2 separate regions of the Homo sapiens genome follow, and region 2 is linked to region 1. Evidence: chromatin contacts called from ENCODE Hi-C data. All regions are on one chromosome and are shown on one strand. The core of a region is the stretch at or near the end of the contact, and the rest is flanking DNA. Distances in the headings are between cores, read along the strand shown. Region 1 holds the start of P2RY12 (purinergic receptor P2Y12). Region 2 has its middle 240 kb from the start of P2RY1.

Region 1 (4,308 bases), core at 1,485-3,984:
TGATTTTAGGGTGTTGCCCACTTGTGGCTCCCTTTCCTAAGCAAATTTTTCCTTTTCCAGCATTAGTGTGAGTCAGTGAGGAAGTGAAGAAGCAGCCCACTTTATAAACTGATAAAGCCACTTGGCTGATGTCTGCAATGCCATATTTTTCAAAGTACCGTGCGTTCTCTTTATCAAGGAAGACACATACATAAGATAGCAGACCTTCTCTTCTATAAAACATCAAAATAATACATTTGCTAGGGTTCAGCAAGTCCCTAGAAATATAACAGGACTGAGGCAAAATGTAATTCTCTCTCTCCAGTGTTTTTCTTCGTAAGATCAATGAGGTAATGTATTTTAAAAGTTTTTATTAATGCTTAATTTGATGGCCCTCTCAAGCATTTTCCCAGACTTAATCATAGGCTAGCTATATAATTATATAAGATTTTCTTCCTCCACCTAGAACGGCAAATGCACAAATAAATAGCCAGATTTCTTTCTGCATGGAGGAAGAAGAAAGCTAAAATTTTATTTAGCTTTGTTTGTTAATTTGTTAAAGATAAGAAGTGGTTTTTTGCTATCAGTATAAAGCTCAATTTATCTTTAAATGAGAGAAAAATTAAACTTTAATGGGGAGTTTTTTTCCGGATCTTAGATTTTAAGTAACTGGAGAGAAGAACGATACCAAGATGACATAAAAGCGCGGCAGATGATGCACGAAGCATTGCAACTCCGCCTAAATTTGGTAAGTGACATTTCTAGTATTTTCCCTCCATTAAACATATTTACATGTGAAAATACCTCCAGCTTTCCACTTCTCCTAAGTGCAAAGTCTGCATTACAAGGTGAGGCCTTCCACTCTTTGCTCTCTGTAATTACTTCCCTGTTTCTAAAGCCTTCTGTTTCCCTTGCTGCTTTCCTTCCTGTCTGGTCAGACATCTAGACAGTGCTAGGTATTTTAAGCATAGATTTGCCTTCTCTACCTCTACCCCAGTGAATCTCTCCTTCTCTTCAGTTTGTGCTAAGAATAAATCTGAGAAGACTGTTATAAGTGTTAGCTTCTACTATACTTACTTAAAACCATTTAAAAAGTCTTTTAACTCAAAGTTTTGTCCAACTTTCCATCAAATTGATTATAAAGACAAATCCCACAGAGAAGTTTTATAGAAATTTAAAATGTCTCACATATTGTGCATTCCTTGAGTTTTCTTTTCCCATCAGGCAGGCCCAAGTGCAGGCCCCTCTGGAGGATGGCCTGCCTGATACTTTTGCAGTTGTTTCTAACCTTGTCCCAACACGTGAACTGGTAGGTGTGCGGGCCAAGCCTCCTGCCCACCACTGCTGTGATAGTGGATGTTTCCATATGGTATTATGATAGCAGGCTTAGATTCAATAGTAATTGTACAGCAAACACAAAGATGCAGATAATTGGATTACATGACTTTGACATTATTCAGGTTTAATTCAACTATAATTGCATCATAAAACTGGACATCATAAAAGATTTGGAACAAAAGAAAGCTAAGTTTATTGGTGCCCACATTCAGATACTCACGTCCCTTCTTCATTTTAGTTAATGTTTGAATGACTGAACTGTGCTGAAAGAACTAAAAATAGTGATAAACATGTAGGTAAAAGAGAAAAGATAAGGTAATCTATAAACTAGAGCATCCCTTGTTTTTTTAAATAAAAAACAATCAAAATTTGATAACATAAAGCAATGGGGTGTTCTTTCTGTTTTACAGAATGCAAATATCTTACTGTATTTTGTCTGCTAGGTAGGAGGAATGTTTGACACGGTGCAGAGGAGCACCCAGTGGACTACAGACTGGGCCCTGCTACTCCTTCAGATCATTACTTCAGGAACTGTTGACATGCACACTAACAAGTATGTTTTTATCACTTCACATTGATTTTGCTACATGTATGCATGGTATAAGCTTTGATATACTGATGGCGATTTCTGCCACATCTTATTTACTTGGATGCTATTAAAAATTCTGTGCCTTGAATAAAAATACTCAGTTAAATAAGTGTATTTCAGTTTCACTTTAAGATGAAAATAATTATTTTCTTTCTTAGTGAATTATTCACAACAGTTCTTGACATGCTGGGTGTTTTAATCAATGGAACGTTAGCCTCTGACCTATCAAATGCATCCCCTGGGGGATCTGAAGAGAACAAGCGTGCATACATGAATTTAGTAAAGAAACTGAAAGTAAGTTTGAGATCAGCCTGTATTATGAGCTCAAGTTGTTTATGGATTTATTATCTAGTGCATTTTAATTTATTACTCATTAAATGTTATTAATTGTATTCAACTTAATTTAATGTGATTATTTGCTATTTGTTTCACCTAACCTTATTAGTACCCAGAAGTTACATGCACATAACCTTGATTATTTTTTATTGAAAACAATTACATTATAAAACATGTTTAATTTTTTAAAGAACTTTAGAAATCCACTGTTAAATATATAACCAGAATACTAACATTAGATAGATTTAGGATAACTCTATGCTTGGACTGGCACGTGTAATTGAAAAAATAGCCATCTGCATTGAAATTTATAAATCGATTCATTTGACCGACCACTAACAGACTCCTTTAAAAAAAAATTGTAAGAAAACAGTGCAAAAAAGAAACCAAATAAATCTGATGCATTACCAATCAAATAAATCAATGGTTACCTTGTAATCTGACCCTGGACATGAGAAAGTGTTCTGTTCTGCAGCTCCTGTCTTCTGATTGTGATCACTACCCTGGATTTTTGTCATTTCAGCACTATGATGTTTGTTGTGTAACAACAGTGCCTTTGTATGTGTTCTATTTTCTACTTAAATAGAAGAAATGAAACACTCATTGCTCTATTTGGAACTGCCTTGTAGAACATGTTCAGGGTTAAAGAACATGCGCTAAGCTATAAAAAGGGAAATGTTTCATAGGGGAACTTCCTTCTGGTTAACTTTTGCCTTCATTGTAATTTCTGTCCCACTTCTCACTCTCTCTCTCTCTCTTTTTTCTTTAGAAAGAGCTAGGAGACAAGCGATCAGAAAGTATTGACAAAGTTCGACAGTTACTACCTTTGCCGAAACAGACATGTGATGTCATCACTTGTGAACCTATGGGTTCCTTGATTGACACAAAAGGAAACAAAATTGCTGGATTTGACTCTATAGATAAAAAACAGGCAAGAGTGAATGTTTTTTCTTATATATAAATTTATTTACAAAAGATGAAATACTTTTTTTTGTCTTACCATAGGATATATAAAATATATTAATTTTGCTGTTGATGTTTTTAAGGCATATGCTTGTCTTCTAAGTGTACTTAGTCATTGGCATTATCATATAAAGAGGTCATATCTTTGAAGATCTACGTTTTATATGTTTAAAGGACTTAAAATGTTTCCCTGAATTTAAGTAAATTTTTGGAAACCTACCAAGAGAAAACTAAGTAAAAGCTTAGTGTAAAAAAAAAATTGCATAAATAAGTTCTGATTATACTTCAGATTTAGAAGCAGAATATATTTATCAATGAAAAATTTCTTGTAAGCTGAGCATGGTGGCACATGTCTTTAGTTCCAGCTACTTGGGAGGCTGAGGCAGGAGGATTGCTTGAAGCCAGGAGTTTAAGGCTGCAATGTGCTAGGCTCATGCCTGTGAATAGCCACTACACCCTAGCCTGGGCAACAAAGTGAGACCCTGTCTCTGGGGGGGGAAAAAAAAAAAAAAACCTTCCTGTAGTAAGCTATTTCAAATAAAAATTATTTTAATTGTTAGGATATTCTCTATTCCTATCAAGCAGTATTTAATGGACATTTGTTTTATATAAGATATTAAAGATGGTTCTCTAAAATATGAGAAAATTGGTCAGTTACTCTTTTAATGAACAGTAAGCAACCACCGACATTCCACAATCACCAAGATGAAAGACAGAGTTCCTACCCTCAAGGGGGAAGTAGACAGACAATTACAGTGTAATGAGATTTGTGTGACATGGTACAGAGAGAGTATTAGGGGATAGAATAGAGGGTCCCCAGGAAAATTGACACGAGTCATTTTGAAGGATTAAGAGTTAGCTGGGAGGTAGGGAAAATTGTGGTACAAATAAAGGGAGAGTTTATATGAAGACATGAAAGAATCAGATTTACCAGGGAATTTAGAGTAGCCTGAGAATCTAATACCAGTTTGTGTAAAGAAAAAAAGCTAAAGTCATGGTCAAGTTTGAGTTTGCAGTGTCAGCGGACTTCCTGGTAGTAAGACATCTGGAATCCATTTGGATGTGTGGTTTTTACACCAAGGAAAAAGTTCTCATCTCAAGAC
Region 2 (4,748 bases), core at 1,175-3,674, 1.2 Mb after region 1:
CTTATACTGCAGATACTCATAGTGCCAGATGCTGACTAGAGCTCTTGCCACCCTAACCCAAAGGATAGGTCTTTGCATCATCAGTTCTCAAATCCACATCCTCCAAGAGAGCATCTAATTGGCAAAACCAAAGACACATGCCTGTGTCCTCTCTTCAAGCAATTTTCCTAGACTTTTTATGGAAAGAGGTCACTGTTTTTTTTTTTTTTTTTTTTTTTTTTTTTTTTTTTTTATTATACTCTAAGTTTTAGGGTACATGTGCACATTGTGCAGGTTAGTTACATATGTATACATGTGCCATGCTGGTGCGCTGCACCCACTAATGTGTCATCTAGCATTAGGTATATCTCCCAATGCTATCCCTCCCCCCTCCCCCGACCCCACCACAGTCCCCAGAGTGTGATATTCCCCTTCCTGTGTCCATGTGATCTCATTGTTCAATTCCCACCTATGAGTGAGAATATGCGGTGTTTGGTTTTTTGTTCTTGCAATAGTTTACTGAGAATGATGGTTTCCAATTTCATCCATGTCCCTACAAAGGATATGAACTCATCATTTTTTATGGCTGCATAGTATTCCATGGTGTATATGTGCCACATTTTCTTCATCCAGTCTATCATTGTTGGACATTTGGGTTGGTTCCAAGTCTTTGCTATTGTGAATAGTGCCGCAATAAACATACGTGTGCATGTGTCTTTATAGCAGCATGATTTATACTCATTTGGGTATATACCCAGTAATGGGATGGCTGGGTCAAATGGTATTTCTAGTTCTAGATCCCTGAGGAATCGCCACACTGACTTCCACAATGGTTGAACTAGTTTACAGTCCCACCAACAGTGTAAAAGTGTTCCTATTTCTCCGCATCCTCTCCAGCACCTGTTGTTTCCTGACTTTTTAATGATTGCCATTCTAACTGGTGTGAGATGATATCTCATAGTGGTTTTGATTTGCATTTCTCTGATGGCCAGTGATGATGAGCATTTCTTCATGTGTTTTTTGGCTGCATAAATGTCTTCTTTTGAGAAGTGTCTGTTCATGTCCTTCGCCCACTTTTTGATGGGGTTGTTTGTTTTTTTCCCAAACAGCATGGTACTGGTACCAAAACAGAGATATAGATCAATGGAACAGAACAGAGCCCTCAGAAATAATGCCGCATATCTACAACTATCTGATCTTTGACAAACCTGAGAAAAACAAGCAATGGGGAAAGGATTCCCTATTTAATAAATGGTGCTGGGAAAACTGGCTAGCCATATGTAGAAAGCTGAAACTGGATCCCTTCCTTACACCTTATACAAAAATCAATTCAAGATGGATTAAAGATTTAAACGTTAAACCTAAAACCATAAAAACCCTAGAAGAAAACCTAGGCATTACCATTCAGGACATAGGCGTGGGCAAGGACTTCATGTCCAAAACACCAAAAGCAATGGCAACAAAAGACAAAATTGACAAATGGGATCTAATTAAACTAAAGAGCTTCTGCACAGCAAAAGAAACTACCATCAGAGTGAACAGGCAACCTACAACATGGGAGAAAATTTTCGCAACCTACTCATCTGACAAAGGGCTAATATCCAGAATCTACAATGAACTCAAACAAATTTACAAGAAGAGGTCACTGTTTCCCACCCACACTCATAAGGTAGAAAATTCCTTACACAAAAAAAGCAAGATGTATGCTGGGCATACAAAAAGAATGACACATGTTCATTATAAGAGAACAGAGTATATTTAGTGATAAATTAGCTTTGTGGTAAAAATATTTTACTATGAAAATGGTAACACAGACCAGGTACAGTGGCTTATGTTTGTAATTCCAGCACTTTGGGAGGCTGAGGTGGGGGGATTGCTTGATTCCAGGAGTTTGAGACCAGCTTGAGCAACACAGTGTGACCCTGTCTCTACAAAATTTTTACAAATTAGCTGGGTGTGGTGGCACACATGTGTAGTCCCAGCTACTCATCTACTCAGGAGGCTGAGGTGGAGGTGGGAGGATTGCTTGATCCCAGAGGGTTGAGGGTACAGTGAGCTAGGCTTATGGCACTGCACTCCAGCCTGGGTGACAAAGTGAGACCCTGTTTCAAATTATAATAATAATAATAAATTATTTAAAAAATACTAAGAGAAAGAAGAAAGAAAGAGAGAGAAAGAAAGAAAGAAAGAAAGAAAGAAAGAAAGAAAGAAAGAAAGAAAGAAAGAAAAGAGGTAATATAATTGATCTAGGGTTAAGTGAATAAAGTATAATATATTTCTCAGTTCTGATTATTCCAAGGAATCTTTTAGTCTGGTGTCAGGGAGAGAATGGAGACCACAAATCTCTTTCCTTTTCTTCATAGCAAGATGGAAGAAGCCAAAGATTCGAGCTCTTTCTCTCAAATGTAGCTTTTCAAACAGCAAGTCCTAAGTCTCAAGTTAGGAAGTGAAAGTGTCATAGCTCTCTGATGCTGGCTAAAATTTTACTTTAAGTTTCTTGTCCTTGAAGAGAAACAGGAAGCACATTTTCTTATCAGCCAAAGCAGAATGAGTTCTTTTAGCAAGGTCCCACCCCCTGAGAGTGAACTTTGCACTGCCCAAATATGTGCGTGGAGCTCATTTGTGCTCTAATTGAATCCTTTAAAGCAACACAGCTGGAAGACTCAGATCTCACTTCCTTGATATTCTACAGTCTGCAGTTCATTTTTGCCAAGCCAAAAAGTGACTTGTGGAGGGAAAAATAACCCTAACAACAACAACATTTAAAAAGAAACAAAACCAGAGGAACTATCTGACATTTTGGTGCATCAGTTTAGTCAGTATATTCCTGCTGCTCGGAATAATTTCTCTGGACCTAGAACTCAACTTCTTCTTAGATAATTTATAATCATGGAAACCATACAGATCCCTGAGGTCAGGGAGCCACAGCGAGACCACATCCTTTGTTTTCATTTCTCAGCTCCAAGTTAAGCTGCTTATTGTGCCTGGATCCAAGATGTACAAATCATCCAGAGTGGCTGGGTTGTGTAAGAATGTTTCAACTGGCATGATGCCTGCTCTATCAATACAAATGGCTTAACTATTTTCTGATAAACCAAAGAATCATCCTACATGGCTCTCCTGAAACTGTAACTGTCTCTGAGCTGGCAGAGGAAGACTTGCAAGGGTTTTGTGTTTGAGAATCATCTGCAGATTGAGTTTTACAGGAGCTGGTTCCCTTACTTTGACACCCTGGGAGCAACTTCATATAAAGAACAGATCAGCATCTGAATATGGAACAGTAGGTGTCAGGCCTCTGAGCCTAAGCTAAGCCATCATATCCCCCGTAACCTGCATGTACACATCCAGATGGCCAGTTCCTGCCTTAACTGATGACATTCCACCACAAAAGAAGTGAAAATGGCCTGTTCCTGGCTTAATGGATGACATTATCTTGTGAAATTCCTTCTCCTGGCTCATCCTGGCTCAAAAGCTCCCCTACTGAGCACCTTGTGACCCCCACTCCTGCCCACCAGAGAACAACCCCTTTGACTATAATTTTCCTTTACCTACCCAAATCTTATAAAACGGCCCCAACCCATCTCCCTTCGCTGACTCTCTTTTCGGACTCAGCCCGCCTGCACCCAGGTGAAATGAACAGCTTTATTGCTCACACAAAGCCTGTTTGGTGGTCTCTTCACACGGACGTGCATGAAATTTGGTGCCATGACTCGGATCGGGGGACCTCCCCTGGGAGATCAATCCCCTGTCCTCCTGCTCTTTGCTCCATGAGAAAGATCCACCTACGACCTCAGGTCCTCAGACCACCAGCCCAAGAAACATCTCACCAATTTCAAATCCAGTAAGCGGCCTCTTTTTACTCTCTTCTCCAACCTCCCTCTATCCCTCAACCTCTTTCTCCTTTCAATCTGGGCGCCACACTTCAATCTGTCCCTTCTCTTAATTTCAATTCCTTTCATTTTCTGGTAGAGACAAAGGAGACACATTTTATCCATGGACCCAAAACTCCGGCGCTGGTCACGGACTAGGAAGGCAGCCTTCCCTTGGTGTTTAATCACTGCAGGGATGCTTCTCTGATTATTCACCCACGTTTCAGAGGTGTCAGACCACGCAGGGACGCCTGCCTTGGTCCTTCACCCTTAGCGGCAAGTCCCGCTTTTCTGGGGGACTTGCCAACCCCTTCTCTCCATGTCTCTACCCCTTCTCTGCTTTTATGGGGGAAGGGCAAGAACTCCTCAACCCCTTCTCCTTCACCCTTAGTGGCAAGTCCCGCTTTTCTAAGGGGCAAGAACCCCCAATCCCTTATCCCTGCATCCTGACCTCTTATCTCTGTGCCCCAATCCCTTATCACTGTGCCCCAATGCCTTATTTCCGTGCCCCAACCTCTTATCTCCATGCCCTGACCCCTTATTTCCATGCCCCGACCCCTTTCCCACTTTTCTGGAGGGTAAGAACCCCCGAACCCCTTCCCTCCATGTCTCTACTCTCTCTTTTCTCTGGGCTTGCCTCCTTCACTATAGGCAACCTTCCACCCTTCATTCCTCCTTCTTCTCCCTTAGCCTGTGTTCTCAAGAACTTAAAACCTCTTCAACTCACACCTGACCTAAAACCTAAATGCCTTATTTTCTTCTGCAACACCGGTTGGCCCCAATACAAACTTGACAATGGCTCTAAATGGCCAGAAAACGGCACTTTCAATTTCTCCATCCTACAGGACCTAAATAATTTTTGTCGAAAAATGGGCAAATGGTCTGAGGTGCCTTAAGTCC

Evidence for each region. Hi-C counts contacts between places; a loop is a spot of excess contacts on that map. Pooled maps may share reads with other maps.
Region 2: a loop to region 1 is called in a pooled map, with 4 times the contacts of the local background. The contact joins the enhancer-like site here to the promoter of P2RY12 in region 1. A Hi-C loop is called at or near these places in 3 of 37 single-sample maps with no recorded cell type and 2 of 50 pooled maps.

The regions. Positions count from the first base shown.
Region 1 is chr3:151,382,019-151,386,326 of GRCh38, forward strand. P2RY12 (purinergic receptor P2Y12) reads right to left here and starts at 2,735. Exons shown (of 3, transcript NM_022788.5): 1 at 2,674-2,735. It overlaps MED12L (mediator complex subunit 12L), which reads left to right. Exons shown (of 45, transcript NM_001393769.1): 33 at 638-727; 34 at 1,761-1,870; 35 at 2,065-2,200; 36 at 3,012-3,173.
Region 2 is chr3:152,593,752-152,598,499 of GRCh38, forward strand. No RefSeq gene overlaps it. Among named protein-coding and RNA genes, the nearest start is that of P2RY1, 240 kb to the right of the region's middle. RefSeq lists enhancers at 2,622-2,721, 3,085-3,755. Within about 2 kb of position 2,425, at least 18 of the 41 ENCODE cell types and tissues checked have a DNase peak (open chromatin) inside an H3K27ac peak, as active enhancers do.